Linked DNA regions of Homo sapiens: region 2 is linked to region 1. Evidence: read pairs that join two places in POLR2A ChIA-PET (ENCODE). Cell type or tissue: MCF 10A. All regions are shown on one strand.

Region 1 (8,000 bases):
TATAAAAACACTAGTCCTTATCTGGGTACAGTATCTCATGCCTGTAATCCCAGCATTTTGGGAGGCCAAGACAGGAGAATTGTTTGAGGCAGGAGCTAGAGACATAGCTAGCAACATAGCAAGACCCCATCTCTACAAAAAATTTTTTAAAAAATAAGCCAGGTCAGGCGTGACAGCATGTATTCCTAGCTACCCTGGAGGCTGAGGCAGAAGGATCACTTGAACACGAGGTTGAGGCTGCAGTGAGCTATGGTCATACCACTGCACTCCAGCGTGCAGACTGAGAGTGAGATTCAGTCTCTTAAAAAAAAAAAAAAAAAAGACACTAGTCCTTATAGATAAGAGCCCACCCTAAAGACTCATTTTAATTTAATCACCTCTTTAAAAACCTTAATTCCAAATAAGTTTGTATTCTGAGGTACTAGGTGTTAGGATTTCAACACACAAATATTTGTGGGGGGCACAATTCAGCCCATGACAGACAGCAGGAAACACAGACTTCACCACTCAGTGGCAGGAGGGCCAACATCACATTGTAGGAAGAACATGTGGGATAAGATATATTGTGGGGACCTTTGGAAAATACAAACGATCTCAGGCACCAACATTTACTTCAGTGCCTTAGCTTTTCGTCTTTCATCTTTGATTAGAACAAACCTCAATAAAAGTAAAATGTTTTGCAAAGAAACATTGACTCAGTTCTCTATAGTTGTCACTTTCCAACCAGTTTGCTGTCTTCCTACACAGAAATTCTGAAGCCACTACTCTCTTCTGGGTAATGGAACTATGAGTGCTGTGTTATTTTTAATAATAGTATATTCTTATAGATAGATTGTATGTTACATAAAGTGCATATATTTGTAAAAAAAAAAAGTTATAAAAATAATGCATTGATGAAATGTGGCATTGGTAAAGTACTACTTAAACTCCCAACCAGAATCTAAATTGTAGCAAATTGAGACTGCCGTATTCACTGTGTTTCAGAAATAAAGTCCCCCTCATATTGGAAGATTGTTATCTTTAAAAAAAAATTTTATTGTTCTTTATCGGATTAGAACTTAATGCAGGTTTGGCAATCACTGTTGATTGGCTATACAATGTTCTCTATCTTTCCTAACACACTTTTTATGTTTTATTACAACATTTTTAAATTAAGAATACATTTTTAGAATTAAAAATTAACAAATCATAAAATTATACACAGTGAACAATCTTCTTTCCACCTTTGTCATTTGCTCAGTTTCCAATACTCTTTTTATTTTTTTTTTGAGATGGAGTCTCGCTCTATCACCCAGGCTGGAGTGCAATGGTGCAATCTAGGCTCACTGCAACCTCCACCTCCCGGGTTCAAGTGATTCTGTCACCTCAGCCTCCTGACTAGCTGGGATTACAGGCACCTGCCATCATGCCCAGCTAATTTTTTTGTATTTTTGTAGAGATTGGGTTTCACCATGTTGGCCAGGCTGGTCTCGAACTCCTACCTCAGGTGATCCGCCTGCCTCAGCCTCCCAAAGTCCTGGGATTACAGGCATGAGCCACTGTGCCCAGCCAGTTTCCAATACTCTTCTTAGTGTATCTTTCCAGAATTTTATTGCATTTCAAGAAAATGTTGTCCTCCTTTTTCACAAAATGTAGCTCATTTTACACATTCTTCTATACACTTTGCCTTTGTTGCTTTATATTTTAGAGATCTTTCCATATAAGTTCATAGATATGCATACATCTGTGACACATGTAAGCATAGCAGATTACCCTCCATAGAACTGGCCCAACAGAATGTATTGTCACTTTTGTATTTTTGCAAATCTGATTGGTGAAAAATGGTATCTTTGTGTAATTTAAATTTATATTTATCTTACTCTGAGTGATCATGAGCATTATTTTATACATTTAAGAGTTATTTGAATTTCCTATTTTATGAACTGTCTATTTTTTTAACTCATTTTTTATATTGGCTTACTGGTCTTGTAAAAATTTTAGTTCTACTATCCTTTTTTATATAGAGAAATTCGCCCTTTGTCAGAAATATGAGCTCTGGCTGGGCGCTGTGGCTCATCTCTGTAATCCTAGCACTTTGGGAGACCAAGGTGGGTGGATCACCTGAGGCCGGGAATTCAAGACCAGCCTGACCAACACGGAGAAACCCTGTCTCTACTAAAAATACAAAATTAGCCAGGCTTGGTGGCACATGCCTGTAATCCCAGCTACTTGGGAGGCTGAGGTAGGAGAATCACTTGAACCCAGGAGGCAGAGGTTGCGGTGAGCTGAGACCATGCCATTGCACTACAGCCTGGGCAACAAGAGTGAAATTCCGTCTCAAAAAAAAAAAAAAAAAGAAAAGAAAGAAAGAAAAAAGAAATAAGAGCTCCATTCTACTTCTAAACTTCAATTTTGTTAGGTATTAGACTAGTTAAAACATCCTGATGCACATGCTTACTATGAAAACCTTAGAAAACGGAAAAAGAAAAATAATCAGCATAATCCCATAAAACAGATCCAATTGTTGACCTAAGCAACCTTTTCTTGACCTATTTCTCTAAAGAGATGAGAGTTACAGAAAAAGGAAAGGAGGGAAACATTTACTGAGCATTTACTATATGAATTTTATTCACATAATCCCATTTATAATCCTTAGAACAGTTCTATCAGATAACTTATTTCCATTGCATAGCTAAGAAACTTGAAGTTCGGATAGGTTTAAAAAACTGGATCAATATCACACAGCTAGTATTCTGAAGAAATCTAGTTCTTAAGAACTGGAACTGGAGTTCCAACTGGGAACAGCCAGACCCTAAAATTCCTGTTTGTCCCATAGTTCTTGTTGCATTCCCAGCCCCTGTGTTTTAAGAGTAGGCTGTTACATGTTTGAAGATCCATAACAATTGAATAACAGAGTCTTTACACTAGTAAAAAAGCTCTGCTGTTAAAACCAAAACCAAACCAAAATCATAACCCAGCTGATAACAACCCTAGTGAAGAAGAAGAGAACTTCGTTGTTGTTTTGAATACCACTAGAATTCATTTACTCCTAGTCCTGGAACATTTCACAAGTCAGGAACTGTCACATTCATCAGGAAGTAGAGCCCAGCTGGCTGTGGCTGGCTCTTGGCCATGTGCAGACAACCCCTGGTCATTTGTCAATGTTCCCCAGGAGTGCCTGCTTCATGTTAAAATCCTGGCAGTGTGCCTCACTCCACTGTATAATTGCACTGGCCGCAGTAAGGCTGACTAAATCCTAACGATGCTTCTGCTAACTCCATGGGCCCTGCAGGCTGGAAGTGTCCAGAAACAGAACAGGGCACACCCAAAAGTGCAGTCCAAAGACTGGAGGCTCCTCTGGTTTTTTGACATGGGTAAACATTTCACTGTCAAATTGTCAACATGCAGTACTGGCAGAGCTTTCTTCTGAGCTAGAATAGAATCTTGAAACTGGAATGGACATCAATCATTCCCTAATACCGTGTTTACAAACTGTCCTCTGAGGACCCCTGAGATGGTGGAGGTTTCCATAAGAGACCACGTTGGGGGCATCCAGGAAAACTAAACAGGTGAGGGTCTTCATTTTACGCCCTGTTCTAGTCCATTCAGCTGCTATAACAAAATACCGTAAACTAAGTAGCGTATAAACAGAAATTTATTTCCCACAGTTCTGGAAACTGAGAAGTCCAAGATCAAGGCAAATTCTGTGTCTGGTAAGGGTGCTTTCTGGCTCACAGCATCTTCTTGCTGTGACCTCACATCAGGAAGAGGCAAGGGATCTTTCTTGGACTTCTTTTGTAAGGCACTAATGCCATTTATGAGGGTTCACCTCATGATCAAATCGCCACCAAATCCCGCCCACTGCTAATACTCGTCACATTGTGGATTAGGATTCAACACATGAATTTGGGGGAAACATGAGCATTCAGATCATAGCACACCTCAAGCTCAACCAGATCAGCACTACTTCTATCTATGGCTTCCACATAAGATTTATTTGGAAATGGCTCCCAGATAAAACAAGCATGAGAACCACTTCATTTTACTGGTGTAGAAACGGAGGCTCAGAAAGGGTGTGATATGGCCAGGTCACATGGGAAGTTAGGGGCAGGCCTAGGACTAGTAGCTGACTCCTCAGCCAAAGCTCTCTCCACTCTGTGGGCTCTGTTACAGTACTGAGTCCTCCAGTTTGCTGTGTTTCTTGCCCTTCTTCTTAGGAATCTGCAGCCAGCTATTCCTCAAGCCCTCAGCTGTGGATCAAATCACTCTGAATTCTCAAAAGCTCCTATATGATGCCAAGTTCTCAGTAAAACTGTTCTTGGCTTTTCCCAAGTCTTCCCCAATCACAGCACATCCTGCTCAGCCCCGCATCATGCTGAGCCTTATTGGAGCCTAAGGCAAAGGAAAAATACGTGGCCCTATAAGCACTTATCAAGATATCCTCCTACACTTTAAATCAAGTAAAAGCATTAATAAAACCTCTGCCATTAAAACCAAAACCAAAAATCTTGTCTATACACAAAGCATCTCATCATTACCAACCCTCCTCATATGCCCACACAGGAGGATGCAAGAGCAACGCAGATCCAGGAACCAAGTGCTGATGGGAAACAGCCTTCCCTGTCGCACAATAACCCAATGTCATAAGACAAACAAACAGCAACACCTTGTCTTTATGTAAAATTTTGGTATTTTGTTAATCACAGCTTTTTACAGGAATTTTGTAGTTTTTTTTTCCAGTATTACATTAAAATGTTTATTTTGATTGCTGTGTTTTTTTGGTGCTCCCTTAAATTTTACTCCTGTCTCCCCTGACCCTAATCCCTATGCTGCAGTCGGGCAGCTCCTCCCCACCACAGGGATTTCCAGACCCTTGTCTAGTCATTTATAGAACCCAAAGACACAATAGCCCATGAGTCAGCCAATATTTTGTCCCCCTTAAAAATTCTGGATCTGGCCAGGTGTGGTGGCTCACACCTGTAATCCCAGCCCTTTGGAAGGCTGAGGTAGGTGGATCACCTGAGGTCAGGAGTTCAAGACCAGCCTGACCAACATGGTGAAACCCTGTCTCTACTAAATATAAAATATTAGCCAGGCGTGGTGGTGCATGCCTGTAATCCCAGCTACTTGGGAGGCTGAGACGGGAGGATAGCTTGAACCCAGGAGGTGGAGGTTGCAGTGAGCCGAGATTGCACCATTTCACTCCAGCCTGGGCAACAAGAGCGAAACTGAGTCTCAAAAAAAAAAAAAAAAATTCTGGATCCACCTCATTATTTTCTTATTTATCTCAGCCCTCTTTTCCCCCACCCAGTTTCAAATAAGAAGTTCTTTCTCAAATTCTAATCCACTTTGGAAGGCAATGTGTTCTCTGTAGGTATTGAACCAGAACAAGGTAAGACCTTTTGGACTAAGTCAGACATGTAGATTCCAGAAAACCATGTGAAGGAGTTGCTGAGGTTTGGAGTTCTCAGTTTAATTTGTATTCCTAAAACTTCTTCAGTCCTTGCAATTCCTCATTTACACAAAAAATAATGTGGGATTTGGGGCTGGCCCAGTATGGACTTCTCAGGCACCTTCATGCCTCCACAGCTGTTGATTTTGAAATAGCCCATGCTGACTTGGAAACCGTATCTCAAGGGAGTATGTGAATAATCTGAGGGATTAATGGCAGACAGGTTAAGCAACTTCCCCTGCTTTGTGGCATGGCAATACAGGTGCAAAGACACCAGGTTGAAAGAGGGACAATAATGTTGTTTTGCTCTTTTCCTTCCTTCTACAATATCTTGGAAGTGTAGTCAGCAACCTTCTTACCCACTTGTTTACCCAAATTAGTCCAAAATACTGGTAGTGGCTGGTTGTGGCTGGAACCTCTCTCAGCCTTACCTTCTCTAAGTCCAGGGACAACCAGCTGCAGGAAGCGGGCTTCAAAGGAGAGAGCCAGGAGTTTCTTACACATTTCCGAGCCTTGAACTTCAGTGGCCCTGCCCTTTTATGTTTACATGCCCCTAGTCTTGCTCATATCCCTAAATCTGGGATGTCCCATTTGAATTCTATTGCTTTCCTTCTTGTTCTCATTAAGGCTGGAGGGGTCATTTCTCTAGGGAGCCTTTTTAGATGCTCACATCCGGATTTTGCTAATCCTTTCATTCTGTGATTATAAGCTGAGGCTTCTATTGAGTGGGCCTGAAAATCTGCAGTAGAAGCATATCTGGAAGGCCGTAATCAAGTAAAGTTAAGTTGATATTCCATTTTAATTTCTTTGTTGACTTTTTAGCCATATCTACTTGCATGTTATTTTTAGTGTTTGCTCTAGGAACTATAATATACATTCTTAACTTTTAACAACCAACGTAGAGTTAATATAATACAACTTCATGTCAAATATAACAAATTTGCATCATTTGTGCAATAGTTCTAATAGGTATTACATCTACATATATTATAAGCTTCATATTACAGTGTTGTAATTTGGGGGTATTTTTTTTTAGATGGAGTCTCGCTCTGTTGCCCAGGCTAAAGTGCAGTGGTGCAATCTCTGCTCACCACAACCTCCATCTCCTGAGTTCAAGCGGTTCTCCTGCCTCAGCCTCCCCAGTAGCTGGGACTACAGGCACATGCCACCATGCCTGGCTATGTGCCTCTTTTTAGTAGAGATGGGGTTTCGCTATGTTAGCCAGGCTGGCCTCAAACTCCTGACATCGTGATCCACCTGCCTTGGCCTCCCAAAGTGCTGAGATTATAGGTGTGAGCCACCGTGCCTGGACAATTTTGGGGTCTTTTTAATGCACAGAGGACATCTTTCTGTTTCTTCATACAACAATTAATTTGAGATTATATCCCAGGCATTGCAAAAAAATACGCTGTAGAAACTTTGACTTCTGTTATGTTCCTCTGAAACGTATTGATTTCATGCAGCCATAAAAAAGAATGAGTTCATGTCCTTTGCAGGGACATGGATAAAGCTGGAAGCCATCATTCTCACCAAACTAACACAGGAACAGAAAACCAAACACCGCATGTTCTCACTCATAAGTGGGAGTTGAACAATGAGAACACATGGACACAGGGAGGGGAACATCATACACCGGGGCCTGTCAGAGGATGGGGAGCAAGGGGAGGGAGAGCATTAAGAAAATTACCTAATGTATGTGAGGCTTAAAACCTAGATGATGGGTTGATAGGTGCAGCAAACCACCATGGCACATGTATACCTATGTAACAAACCTACATGTTCTGTACATGTATCCCAGAACTTAAGGTAAAATAAAAAAAAAAAATTCTGCACATGTCCCCTAAACCTGAAATAAAAGGCTTTAAAAAGAAAAAAAAAGATATTGATTTCACAAGACAAGGATGCCTTCTCTCACCACTCCTATTCAACATAGTATTCGAAGTTCTGGCCAGGGCAATCAGGCAAAAGAAAACAATAAAGGGTACTCAAATAGGAAGACAGGAAGTTAAATTGTCTCTGTTTGCAGATGACATGATTGTATATTTAGAAAACCCCATCCTCTCTGCCTAAAATCTCCTTAAGCTGATAAGCAACTTCAGCAAAGTCTCAGGATACAAAGTCAATGTGCAAAAATCATTCCTATACACCAATAGCAGACAAACAGAGAGGCAAATGGTGAGTGAACGCCTACTCACAATTGCTACTAAGAGAATAAAATACCTAGGAATACACCTTACAAGGGATGTGAAGGACCTCTTCAAGGAGAACTACAAACCACTGCCCAAGGAAATAAGAGAGGACACAAACAAATGGAAAAACATTCCATGATTATGGATAGGAAGAATCAGTATTGTGAAAACGGCCTTAGTGCCCAAAGTAATTTATAGATTCAATGCTATCCCCATCAAGCTACCACTGACTTCCTTCACAGAATTGGAAAAAACTACTTTAAACTTCATATAGAACCAAAAAAGAGCCCACATAGCCAAGACAATCCTGGGCAAGAAGAACAAAGCTGGAGGCATCATGCTACCTGACTTCAAACTGTACTACAAGGCTACAGTAGCCA
Region 2 (8,000 bases), 240 kb before region 1:
CTTTTTTTTCTCTTTTTGTAGCTTTTATTTTGAAATAATTTTAGACTTACAGATACAATGCAAAAATACTACAGAGGTTTTCTCTATACCATTCACCCAGCTTTCCCTAATGTTAGCATATTACACAAACCATAGTACAATTAGCATAGCCAAGAAATGAACATTGGTACAATGCTAGTAAATAAATTACAGGCCTTATTCAGCTCTTCCCAGTTTTCCCACTAATGTTCTTTTTCTATTTCAGGATCCAATTCTGGATCTCACATTACATTTAGCTTTTATGTCTCCTGTCTCCTAATCCCCTCCAATTTGGGACAATTCCTCAGTTCTTTCTTGTCCTTCATTACCTTGACACTTTCGAAGATTACTGGTCAGGGATTTTTTTTTTTTTTTTGGTTCATCTTGTTCTTACATGATTAGATTGAAGTTTCACATTTGTGGCAAGATTAGTAAAGATGTGCTATGCCTTCTCGCTGCAGCGTGTGAACAGGTACATGATGCCTATACATGTCATTACTGGTGATGTCAACCTTCATTATCTGGCCAACAGCATGTCCACCAGGCCTCTCCACTGAAGAGTTACCATTTCTCCCTCTGTAATTAATACGTATATTGGGAGAGATATTCCAAGACCATGGAGACATTCTGCTTTTCCTCAAATCCTCACACACTAATTTCAGCATCTGTTGACACATCCTGCTGCAATACTCACCACTGAGATCTTCTAATGTTGATTTCCTATATCCTTCACATTCATTAATTATAATCTCCTGTAAAGAAGAATGGCACCTTCACCCCGTTAATTTGTTTATGTGATTGTTTATTCACATCACGAAGGAATCATAAACATTAATTTTATTCAGTGGGCTCTGTTGCAATAATTTCATGATTTATTTTGTTGCTTCTATTGTCCCAGCTTTGGCCTTTGGGAGCTCTTCCAGGTTGGCTCCTGTGCTCTTTCAACATCAGATTTTATGAACACAATGTTACTTTCTGGCACCATAACATGCTCTAGGCTCATCTTTAATTTTTCCTGCCCCACCCATAGAATCAATCACTCTTCCAAGAAGCCCTCTGGTTCCTTTTACTGGGGAAGGCCCATCTGTTTCTGGGCTCCAAAGCCATAGGTCTGCATATCTTTGCCTGACAGGCCCTTAGATGCCAGATTCCATTATGTGTCCCCAACAGGCTTCATCCTTCCCAGGCTAAGGGAGGCCAGGGCTGCCACTTGTATGTCAGCCTCCACTCAGCCAAACTATTGCTCTCCTAGAAACCTGCAGCTGAGAGTTGGCAGAATAAGTTTTTCTAAGGTAACACTAGGGGATATCACTAAGTTGTGTTTGGAGAGGACTGGGTCAGAAAAAAATGAAATAAACTTGCTATTACTCACTGATTTCTAAGAAGTCAATTCTCAGGATAGAGATGAGGCCTTGGAAGGTAAAATCATTCAGGATTAGTAAAAGAAAATGCTGACTTCTTATTTTTTTTTTTTTTGAGACAGTTTTTGCTCTTGTCACCCAGGCTGGAGTGCAATGGCACGATTTCAGCTCACTGCAACTTCCACCCCCCGGGTTCAAGCAATTCTACTGCCTCAGCCTCCCGAGTAGCTGGGATTACAGGTGCCCACCACCATGTCTGGCTATTTTTTTTTTTTTTTTGGTATTTTTAGTAGAGATGAGACCATCTTGGCCAGGCTGATCTCAAACTCCTGACCTCAGGTGATCCACCCGGCCTCCCAAAGTGCTGGTATTACAGGCGTATGCCACCATGCCCAACCAGAAAATGCTGACTTCTAATTGTTTCACTCTGCTCTGTAGAATTCTGCTGAGTAGACCTTCTAGTAGGAATGTTTGAAACAAAGGCTGGAATTGTTACAAAGGTATGGATGAGACACTACAAGTTATATGCCTTGGTTATGAGATTAGTTGATCTTTATACCAGATAACATTAAGAAACAAAACTAAGGGCTGGCCATTATGTGCTTACTCTGTGTTAAATACCTTGATAAGTACAGTGTCCTCATTATCTCATGTGAACTTCAGGGCAACCTCGTGAGATAGTGACAGTACACTAACCTTATAGTAACATTTTATTTGATATTATTTAGAAGTTTTTAAGTTACCACTGATGCTCTAAGTCGGTCTATATCTGGGGAATTTCCTTTGTAGCTTATATTCTCAGCCAGTGTCAGGCAATGTATTCCTTTAAGTGTCTCAGGCCTTCCTCCTGAGTCCTTGGTGGCTGAGAGTCCTGGATCTGGAGGCATACCTCTTGAGATTAGATTTCAAGTGTGAAACACTTACTAACAATGTGACCTTGAGCAAATTATTTAACCTTCCTGTAAGATGAAGATGATGAGAATGGCCAAGTAATAGCCTCCACCTCAAAGGGTTGTTGCAGGGTTAAATTAGTTGGTCCATATACAGCTCTTGAAATGGGACCAGGCACCACGTGGACCTGCTCAGTGAGCGTTTGCCATTTTTATTGCTGTGGAGATGAGTGTTGCTAGGAGGCACCTGAGGCCTGGGTAGTTCCCACACTCCCTTCATGTCCTTTTCCCTCAGGTGCATCTCTGGACATGCTTTCTTCTACACGGGGGAGCGCTGTCAGGCCGTGCAGGTGCACGGCAGTGTCCTGGGCATGGTGATCGGAGGCACGGCTGGCGTGATCTTCTTGACCTTCTCCATCATCGCCATCCTTTCCCAAAGGCCAAGGAAGTGACCTGCCTGCTGGCATTGGCCAGACCACAGCAGCACCTCCTCCATGCAGGCCTTAACTTTCCCATGGTCAATGCAGTTTTTATCAGCCTTGCTTTGGATAGGACCTCCAAGGACTAAGGCCTCCAGCCCCATGTGTGACCCTTGTCATCTCTCTGCCCCACATAATTCTGTTACTTTGCTATGTGCTCCTAATGTATCTAGTGTGTCCTGTGACAACACTCATCACACTTCATTGTAAATCACTTGTTTTATTGACTGTCTTTCCTATAGACTGTAAGCTCCATGAGGGCAGGCACATGTTGTTCTCATTGACCGTGCTGGCCCCAGTGCCTAGATGCATGGCTGGCACATTGTTGGCACTCAACAATGGTTGAATGAATAAAACAATAAATGAATGAATAACTAAGATATAGAAACTCTCATTTATATTGCAGATTGAATATATATGATGAAATTCTTATGTTGAATATGTTAGAATCAAATACTCATTTTTCATTAGATACAGTAGTGTCATCACTCTTTTAAGATCTTGTTAAAGATTTCAAATAAAGGTACTTCTGGGCAGCCAGGCTGCACAGCATTTGCTTTCCTCTGAGATTCTAAGAGAAGGCCTTTAATAAATTTAATAAATATTGAGTTAGCACCTTCTTTGTATCTGGTATTGTATATAAGTGTGGGTGTGCATGTGTGTGTTGAAGGGTAGGGGTGTTCAAAAGCTCTTTCCCAGATCTTTTAAGTTTAATAGCATATTTTATAGCTATTTATGTACAACATTATCATATTAACAAACTGAAGGTATCAGAGAACTTTAAAGAAGTATTTTTAGATATGCTTTCTTTCCATAGTTCCTAAGGAGATAAACTCTAGCTGGGGCAAGGAAGTTCCAAGATAGAGCAAGTGAAAAAAAAAAAAAAGCTAAAGTTTCTATACCCAATCAGCAATAAGTCAGCTCAGGAAGTTTAATAAATGAAAAGATTTTAAGGATTCTGAGTGGTCCTTTAAGTCATAAGGTTTCCTAAGTAGAGACTTTATGACAATTTTGTAGAGTTAAAATGCACTGGAAACAAAATGAGAGATTAACAAGAGTTTCTTTAATGCAAAGTTATGGGAACAATTTGTAGCGAGTGAAAACAGCACCCCTGAGGGCAATAACTCTCAAACTTCAGGTGCATCTGTATCCCAGGGAGGACTGATTAAAACAGATTACAAGGCCCTACACCCAGAGTTTCTGGGTCAGTAGATCTAGGGTGGGATCTAAGAATGTGCATTCTTAAATGTGCCAGAATCTAACAAGATATAAGAATGTGCCAGAATCTAGTAGGTTTCCAGGCCATGCTGCTACTGCTACTGACTCCCCCACAACCTCCACCTCACAGACACCTTGAGAACCACTGCTCTAGTGGATAGAAAACAGGTCTGGAAGCCAAGCATCCTGGCTGCAGGCTTGGATTGCCCATCCAGCTAGCTGGGTAAATTTTAGTAAGAAATCATTTAAGCTCTTGATCTTAGTTTACTAACTTGTCAAATGGAAATAATAGCTGACTATCTCCTTCCACATGACTTTACCACTTACAGAGTAGCAGAGTAATACAATGGGATAATGAATATGAACCTATCTTAGAGTTTAATATGTATGAAAATATTACTATTCAATGTTCAGACTAGATAGGAAGCTATCCTGTCACCAGCCCAGTTGTATTATCTCCAAAGACCAGATTGGAAATGGATTTCAGCTTTGTTTCTCGCTGTGCTTCACAGTCCTGCAAACCCTCCACTAACCTCAGAGTTAGGCCTAAAGAAAGCCATGCCCTTAACACTCTGCTCAATATCTGACCTCAGAAGTGAACTCTAGGCTTTGTTGCTGCTGCTGCTGTTATTGTCCTTTTGTTTTATTAAAAGGAGCATGCTGTGGTCTGTCACACATGGAAAGGCCCCAAGCCCAAACCAATGACAACATTTCTTAAATACATGAGTTTCTCTCTGGAGGAAGCAGAAGCTAAAATTTCAAAGATAACCTAGTATTTTCATCTAGTACTCCAAATTAAAACTGCTAGGTCAAAATAATGATAAGGAGGTACCAGAATGAGGGTAAAGCATTTTGATATTTATTTCTCTCTAGATTCTCAACCAGCACCATGCCTACTATCTATGTTTATCACTTTTGATGATTAATGGAAACCTCTGTTGATTGATTAATGGAAACCTCTGTTGATTGATTAATGGTCTGGCTCACTGTAAATCTGACATGTTATTCAGCTTTTCTTTGAGCCCAAACCCTCAATAATTCCAGGAGGACTAGCAGATACTTTATTCTTTTAAGATGTTGGGATGGTGATGGCAGAGGGCATGTAGGGTGGGGAGTAGGTAGAAATTAAGCATTTCATAATCTCTAGGCAGTGTGGAATTCAGGATTTAGATGAGCAACATGAAAAATGTGGGAAATCCTCCCTGAATCTGAGTGTCTGACTTCTTTAATCTTACATAGTGGGAATAAGTCATAGTGGCTTGAAAATTTGAGAATGTCTCATGCTTCCCCCACCATATCCTCGATACATCCCCATCTGCATCCTTTCCTTCTGTGAACTGACCTGAGCCAATCTGGCCATTCACAAATGTCAGGTTCTTTCAGTAATATCTGGAGCCTCTGATAATTAGAAGTGGATGGGAACTCTAACCCCCTCTCTGATGATGTTGAAATGAATCAAGATTTAAACTAAATTCTGCTACACCTTCATATTTGTTAACCATTGTTGCGGGAAGTCAGGGACCTCGAATGGAGGGACCAGCTGGAGCCGCAGCAGAAGAACATAAATTGTGAATATTTCATGGACATTTATCAGTTCCCAAAATTAATACTATTATAATTTCTTATGCCCGTCTTTACTGCAATCTCTGAACATAAATTGTGAAGATTTCATGGATGTTTATCACTTCCCTAATAATACTCTTATAATTTCTTATGTCTGTCTTTACTTTAATTTCTTAATCCCATTATCTTTGTCAGCTGAGAATGTACATCACCTCAGGACCATTATTGTACAAATAGATTGTAAAACATGTGTGTTTGAACAATAAGAAAATCAGTGCACCTTGAAAAAGAACAGAATAACAGCGATTTTCAGGGAAAAAAGGAAGGTAACCATAAGGTCTGACTGCCTGTGGGGTCGGGCAGAATAGAGCCATATTTTAATTCTTGCAGAGAGCGTATAAATGGACATGCAAATAGGAGAGATATCGCTGAATTCTTTTCCCAGCAAGGAATACCTTGGGGGAAGGAATGCATTCCTGGGGGGAGGTCTATAAACGGCTGCTCTGGGAGTGTCTGTCTTATGCAGTTGAGATAAGGACTGAAATATGCCCTGGTCTCCTGCAGTACCCTCAGGCTTACTAGGATTGGGAAATTCCAGCCTGATAAATTTTGGTCAGACTGGTTCTCTGCTCTCAAACCCTGTTTTCTGTTAAGATGTTTATCAAGATAATACGTGCACAGTGGGACATAGACCCTCATCAGTAATTCTAATTTTGCCTTTGCCTTGTGATTTTTATTGCCCTTTGAAGCATGTGATCTTTGTGACCTGCTCCTTGTTTGTATACCCCCTCCCCTTTTAAAATCCCTAATAAAAACTTGCTGGTTTTGCAGCTTAGGGGACATAACGGACCTACTGATATGTGATGTTACCCCCAGAGGCCCAGCTGTAAAATTCCTCTTTGTACTCTTTCTCTTTATTTCTCAGACCAGCCAACACTTAGGGAAAATAGAACCTACGTTGAAATATTGGGGTCTAGTTCCCCTGATAAACCATCAAGCCCACAAATAGCCATCCAACCTGTTTTGTAGGTGTAGGGAAGTCTCTGCTCTGTCCTTTTAAGTGCTCCACCTCCAAGCCTCTTGGATTAAAGGTTCATTCTAGACACATACAGTCAAATAATCTGAAGGCCAAGATCTGTCAACTCTACCTTAGGGTTTCTGAACCTCAGCCCTGGTAATATTTTGAGGTGGGTATTCTTTTCTGTGAGGGCTGTTCTCTGCATTGTGATATGTTTAGTGGCATCCCTGGCCTCTACTTACTGGATGCTCATAGCACACTTCTTCAGTAGTGACAACCCCAAATCTCTAGGACATTGACAAATGTCCCCCTGAGGGGCAAAATCATTACTTATCAGGAATCACTGCTCTAGTTGGATCAGCCAATGAAACCTTGTATTAAGTGAGGGAAAACTAGGACCAAACAGAGTTCTAGTCTAAGGTTCTACCCCAAAAGTTAGTTCACTGGGCCTGCCAGAGTATTGTACCTATAGCTGTCTTGATAATTGTATTTAACCAATGCAAAAATTATTTTAAGCATCCTTTATACTAATAACAAACCCTCTGGTGTAGCTTGCTATAGAAATATTTAAAGTTTTGCAACAGATATTTTTCCAGTAGAGACTTTTGATAGGATCTTTCAAATACTAACTAACTGCTATTGGAGTGTGTGTTCCTTTTCAGAATACTTTGCATACTATTTAACCTCCCCCAGGGTGTGGATTTAGTCCCCCTGCAGGCTGTATACAGTGTATTTCCTATATGGAGGCATTCACAAGCAAATTACAGATGGATCTCACACCTTCCCTTCTTGAGCTCTGCCTTTCTCATGAATTATATCATCTGTTTTATGGCTTGATTAAATTTTAGAGATTCTGAAGTCCACCTCTTGTATTTGGGTAAACTGAGGCAATTCTGGAGAGGCTAAGTGCCTTAGGCAGGTCACAGAGCCACTTAATAGCAGAATCTATTATTCTTGTTTGACTACAGAAAACCTTAATAAGATTAGAGGTTTGGAAGGTGCTATAAAATGTAGGCTAATCTATATGGAACACTATGTAAAGTTCTTTTTTACTTGGTTTTCTTTATTAGGTATATCAGTTTTATGGATAATTAGTCACCTACTCAAATTTCTATATGCTTATAAATATGGTTAAAACATCTTTCTTATGTCAGTTTTAATATAAATATGTTTTTCAAAAGTCTCTAAGCAAAGAAAAGTTTGAAAAGATTTATAGTTATCCTGTAGCTGTGAGTGTCATTTAGCAAACTCTTGATAACTCTAATGAATGGGGGATGGGAGATAATGGAGTCAGGTGCCAGTGACCTCTAATGAGTACTGATGTGAAAAAATATGATAGGAAAGATTTGATATGGGTAGGGCAGCCCAACAGATGTGTGTGTGTGTGTATGTGTGTAAGAGTTGCAGCTAACAGTGATATCAGAGTAAAGACAAGACCCATCTCTCTTTGCCT

What was found. ChIA-PET counts read pairs that join two places held together with the same protein. Peaks named below come from ENCODE experiments on the same cell type or tissue, not always from the same donor. Only the 100,000 strongest peaks of a DNase experiment are listed, where the experiment ranks them.
Region 2: POLR2A ChIA-PET joins it to region 1 with 5 read pairs; 3 of 35 experiments call an interaction of 5 or more read pairs at or near these places.

What each region holds. Positions count from the first base shown.
Region 1 is chr6:47,080,626-47,088,625 of GRCh38, forward strand. No RefSeq gene overlaps it. Among named protein-coding and RNA genes, the nearest start is that of ADGRF1, 42 kb to the left of the region's middle. RefSeq lists a silencer at 4,174-4,374. In MCF 10A, no CTCF peak of the experiment used is centred here; a DNase peak (open chromatin) is centred at 3,136.
Region 2 is chr6:46,836,416-46,844,415 of GRCh38, forward strand. MEP1A (meprin A subunit alpha) reads left to right here. Exons shown (of 14, transcript NM_005588.3): 14 at 2,565-3,363. The coding sequence ends at 2,721. Among named protein-coding and RNA genes, the nearest start is that of MEP1A, 47 kb to the left of the region's middle. In MCF 10A, no CTCF peak of the experiment used is centred here; no DNase peak of the experiment used is centred here.